Linked DNA regions of Mus musculus: region 1 is linked to region 2. The links are chromatin contacts, found by POLR2A ChIA-PET in ENCODE. All regions are on one chromosome and are shown on one strand. The core of a region is the stretch at or near the end of the contact, and the rest is flanking DNA. Distances in the headings are between cores, read along the strand shown.

Region 1 (2,750 bases), core at 60-2,559, 320 kb after region 2:
ACTGACCTCAAGACACAGAACTATGGAACTGTCTATCAAACAAGGTTCTTTTTGTTTGTTTGTTTTTCGAGACAGGGTTTCTCTGTATTGCCCTGGCTGTCCTGGAACTCTCTCTGTAGACCAGGCTGGACTTGAACTCAGAAATCCGCCTGCCTCTGCCTCCCCAGTGCTGGGATTAAAGGCGGGTGCCACCACGCCCGGCTCAAGCAAGGTTCTTAAAGGTTACAGCTACGGGCTCTGTTTCCTGTACCTTATACGAGGTCACTACAGAAAAAACTCAATAGGTGAGGCACTTAGGCTATAAAAGAAAACAAGACTGTAGGGCCCCAGTCTATCCTCTACCTCATCAAGCAAGGGAAGACTCTACAGGCCCCAGAACTCAGCAGCACAAACACTGCCATCTCAAGACAGTCCTCGGGATGCAACAACAACGCTGGATATGATACAATGAATAACAGCTTATGACCCCAGAGTGACTGTGCTCACCTTCTGACCTGACTCCACCTTTGAATCTTTCTGTATATGCCCCAGATACAGCTTTGACCCTAAGCAGAGGTGGTCCTTCCAGACCCAAGCCTCCTTTACTGGATAACCACCTGCTAGCATGACCCTTGTACTACTAACTCTACCCACCAGGAAGTAAGTGTGCAACCCGAAGCAGTCTATCCTCTGCAATCACCACCAAAGGCCTTAACCCACAAGCCCCTGTGGTCTCTCTTCCTGGCAAGACCCTTCTCCGACCTGATTCACACCCCAGCAGTGGCCCTTCATAGCGATGGCCTGATTTACATCCCAGCAGTGTCTTTTCCCGCAGACCCTGCCCGGAGAGATGACTCCCTGCGGCCCTGATCTGACCCACACCTCAGTCGTGACTCTCTAGGTCTCAGACTTGATTCACACCCTGGACACGATCCTCCTTGCTGCCCCTGCTTAAAGCGGTGACCGTCACGCGCCCTGACTCGAACCACACCCCAGCAGCGACCCTCCTGGGCTGCTCCTGCCTCCCGCGGCCTGGCGACGCCTTACGCCTCACCCTCGGCCAGGACCCGCCGCACCCGCAGACGCAGCTCGCCCAGCTCCACTGTCTGCCCCACGAAGTCACTCTGATCACGGCCCGCAGCTCCGCCAAGAGAACCAGGGCCCGCCAGGAAGTCCAGCGCAGACTGCAGCAGCGACATGGCGTCGGCCGCTCCGCGGCAGCGGGAGCCAGGCTCCAGCTCCGCACTGCCGGGTTAGCAGCTGCGGGCGAACAACCCGGCCATCTTCCGCCCGCGCCGTGACGTAAATCAGAGAGCGAGTTGCGTCCCGACGCTGCGGCCCCGCCCTGACGCAGCAGGCGGAAGGGCGCGTGTTTCTGCAGAGCCAGCAGCAGCAGCAGGCGCAGGCGCAGAGGGTGCGATCCTACGGACCTCAAGCTCCTAGGAGGCACGGAGGTAGGGCTGTCGCCATCTGACCCTAACCTCATCTGGTTGCTTCCGCTGGCCCAGGTCCAGCCTAGGTGGCTAGAGCGTCGCGGGACGTTGGGCGCGCGCTGCGGACCGCCCCAGAGCCCGCCGCTCGCGCCTGACGCCTCAAGGTAAAGCGAGGCCTGGAGCCCACCCTAAGTGTCCCTAATGCCCGGTTTAGGAGAGGAGGGTATCTTGCAGACAAGCAGCCAGCCTATGAGCCACAGACACTTATGTTTTGGTCCACACAGGTTTGGGGGAGGATGAACTAGTTGCTAGAATTAAGACCGAAAAACGTAGTTTTAAAAGGGGGCGGGAGAAAGCTTCACAACGTGTATACAAAAGTCACCTGGCAGCACTGGACGCAGAATCCCGTGTGATGTCAAACACTTAGAGCTGTCCATCTCAGGTGAGGCAAAGTCATGGGATTCCCCACTCGTCTCTGTACCTCCGAGGTTTCTGAAGCCATATGAAGTTGCAGAGCCTTGGGTAGAGTTTGTGCTTTTGGACTGAAAAATGGATCCTTAAGCCCAAATCAACATCTTAACTGTCCCAGGATTGTATGCTATTAAATACGCCTTGGGGGGGGGGGGGGCGCTACCTGCTCTTTAAAAAGTCAAGTAGAAAAGAAATGAAAGATTATCATTAGTATACAGTGAGGTACGTGGTAGGTGAGACAGTAGTTTCCTAGAAATGGTGAAGTGGAAGCTTTGGATAACACCTGGAGGAATAAAGAACTGATGAAGTAGAGATGGTACCTGTAGGTAACTGAGGAGATTTGTGAAGAAGAGTGTGGGAGCTGAAAGGGCAGTGTGGTGTTAACATGATCTTAGATGGGAGACTTGAGCAGCCTAAAGCCAATGGGAAAGAGTGAAGTCTTTCCAGTATAGTGGAGAGGAGTACTGTCTCAGAATAGTAGGACAGTCAAGTCACATCCAGATAGAGGATATGTAGTGTTGGTATAGAAATGGCACCTTTCTATAAGAGAATCACTTATAAGATGCAGGGAGGAGGAAGTAGCTACGGCTTGCAGTTGCAGGTAACTTTATGTTATTACTGGAATGAAGTTGAAGGGATTTTTTATTTTTTGGTGGCTTCAGATCTCATTATTTAGAAGGAAAATAAATCTGAAAGCAAAAGGAAAAAGTAGGGAATTGGAGGCTTGGTAGCCTTCAAGAGACCTAAAACATCATGAGAAACATCATGAACAATTCACTACAGCGTATAGTGAAACTTGACACCATAAACTCTTGCTGGCATGACCTAGGACAAGTGGAAATTTCTAAATCATGTAATTATAGATCA
Region 2 (2,700 bases), core at 62-2,561:
ATGCATGTATATTCCTGTGGTACTGTCTTACTGATATTTTGATTTAATAAGACAGTGTGGTATTGTCATAAAAACACCTAATTAATAAACTATGTCATTAACTAATCACTGATAAATTCAAAGGCTACACACACACACACACAATTTATTTGTTTGTTTATTTTTATTCCCTTCCCCCCTCCCCCAGACAGGGTTTCTCTATGTAGCTGCTGTCCTGGAACTTGCCTGGAAGTCACAGAGATCCATGACATAATATTTTTAACACCACTCATGTTGGGTAAACATGCAGAAGAATGGAACTGGACCCTTCCTTTATACATACAGAAATATCAAGTAAAAATGGGTTAACCACTAAAATTTAATATCTGAAGCTATAAAACTCCTATAAGAAAAAGGTGAGAAGAAACTTCACCAAAACTGATGCTTTTTTTCCCCCTTAAACATATAACACCAAATTCACAGAGAATTACCACCAAAAAAAAAAAAAAGTACGTGTGATTATGGTAAACTGAAAAAAAAAAAACATGAACTAGATGAAAATTTAGCTTACAAATCAAATATAAAGGTTGCTATCCAAGATATTAAGGAATTCATACAACTTAACAGCAGCAAAACCTCTATCTTGTTCTTGGCTTCCTAGAAAAACAGAGTTCGTGAGAAGGGGTTTGGGTCTTTTGACTTACAGAAGCAAGGTCCGCAAGGAGAATGAGTGTGCACAAAGGAAGACAAGGCTGGGGTGGACTCTGTTCAAAGACCGGCTTCTGTCTCATTGCATGAGCCCGGGAAAATTCCCGCATCTAGAGCGGAAAGACCTTGCCTACCAAACACGTGGCCCCCTACGGTTTAGAGGTTCCTTCCAGAGGACAGCTTTCCAAAGAAGGGGAGCACACTCACTGATTGCCAATCGCATCAGGATCGCTTAATCTGCAGGCTTGCCCCAGACCCGAGTCTGTCAGAGTCGTCCTGTCAGAAAACTGGGGCCATAACACCAGGAGGAAGTGAGTAGGACTAATAATACACCAGAAACACCAGCAGCTAAATACTGCACCGACACTGGGCAGCGCTAGATGCGCCTGGCTCAAGGCGCACAAACTTGGAATCCTGAGATGGCGGGGCAGGTGCGGGGACTCTCGGTGGCACCGGAAGCGAGGCTCCCGAATGGATCAGCCGGGGATTCCGTGGACCTTTGGGTTCGGGAGGAGGCAGGGACTCCCGGGAGAATCACCCCGGGGCCGGTCCGCGGGGAACGTCGTCAGGGAGCGACCGCGGGCACTCGCCACTCTGACGTACTTCCTGTGCGCTGGGGCTGGCGAGGCAGGCTGGGAGGGAGCTCTTGACAGTCCGGGTGTGGGCTCTGGGTGCGGGTTTGCAACGCCCGCTGTTACACTAAGTTTCGGGCCGACCGGCCCAGCGGCAGGGCAGAATGCGGCTGGGCTCCGGGGCCTTCGCTGCCAGCTGCGTAGCGATTGAGGTGATCGGGGTCGCGATATTTATTCGGGGATTCTTCCCAGCTCCTGTTCGTTCCTCTGCTAGACCAGAGCACGATGCAGAGACCCCAGCGCCCGAACCCGTAGCAGGTATAGCCCCCCGCCCCCATCTCGGTGGTTCCCGCTTTCATTCTGCCCCACCACGGAAACAATTTGTATTGTTTTAGTGTTGTTTGTGTATCATACACCTTCGAGGCATTCGCAGCCTCCCGCCCCATGTCGACCTATGTGATAATCAGAGGATTCCCAGAGTAACTCCGACTTTGCGTCTTGTTTGCCGCTGTTCAGTGATTCGTACCCCTTTTCCTAATAATCCTTTCAATCACTACCAATTTAGGTTTCCAGTTTTGGACCCATAGGGCATAACAGGTGATGTTTCTTCAGATCTCCTCCAGTTTTCTACAACTCTCCCCCAGAAGACCTCCCGGCCCTCAGTGCTTAGGGCCTCTCTGCATTAGCACCCTAGTAGCCTCACCAACACAGAAATAAACACCTGATACCCACTCCGCTGCAGTGAAACAGGTCCATATAATCACAGCCACTGGACATGTAAACCCATAGGTTCACTGCCTGCAAGACTAGGCTTTAGGGCAAGCTCAGGGAGGCACAGTTTCCAACTGTATGTCTCTTAGGTAGAAGTGGCCCTGTCCTGGACTCTTCACCTTGCTAAGAGTAGTGCACTACACATTCCTGGGATACCTACTCATTGTTAACATACTGTCCAGCCTAGCCAGGAGATGCCCTTCTTGGTAGTCACCTGCAGGCTGGTTACAACCCTTGAAGGAACCTTCACAGTTGTCTTGTTTGGTTTCTTAGAAAATTAACACAACACTGGCTACCCAAAATGGGCCTTCTTTCAGGTTGAAATAGATTTGATGTGTGCTAGAAGAACAAAGGAAAAAGACATTGAAGGCAATGGAGTGCTGAATGGAGTTTAAAATTTAATTTCCCCTTTTCTAAATACTTTTAGGAGTCCGTTCGAACTGGACCAAGCTGCCACCACCTCTCTTCAGTAAAGTGGTTATTGTGTTGATAGATGCATTAAGAGATGATTTTGTGTTTGGGTCGAAAGGTGTGAAGTATATGCCCTACACAACGTATCTGGTAGAAAAAGGAGCATCTCATAGCTTTGTGGCTGAGGCAAAGCCACCCACAGTTACTATGCCTCGAATCAAGGTAAATTTAACTTGGTTAAATTTTATGAATCATGACT

The links. ChIA-PET counts read pairs that join two places held with the same protein, here RNA polymerase II (POLR2A).
Region 1: POLR2A ChIA-PET joins it to region 2 with 15 read pairs in Patski. The contact joins the promoter of Gak here to the promoter of Pigg in region 2. POLR2A ChIA-PET finds 5 or more read pairs at or near these places in 2 of 5 experiments (Patski and embryonic stem cell).

What each region holds. Positions count from the first base shown.
Region 1 is chr5:108,628,468-108,631,217 of GRCm38, forward strand. Gak (cyclin G associated kinase) reads right to left here and starts at 1,310. Exons shown (of 28, transcript NM_153569.2): 1 at 1,034-1,310. The coding sequence starts at 1,178. Tmem175 (transmembrane protein 175) reads left to right here and starts at 1,343. Exons shown (of 11, transcript NM_001163532.1): 1 at 1,343-1,433.
Region 2 is chr5:108,311,502-108,314,201 of GRCm38, forward strand. It overlaps Pigg (phosphatidylinositol glycan anchor biosynthesis, class G), which reads left to right and starts at 1,312. Exons shown (of 13, transcript NM_001310689.2): 1 at 1,312-1,577; 2 at 2,458-2,663. The coding sequence starts at 1,424.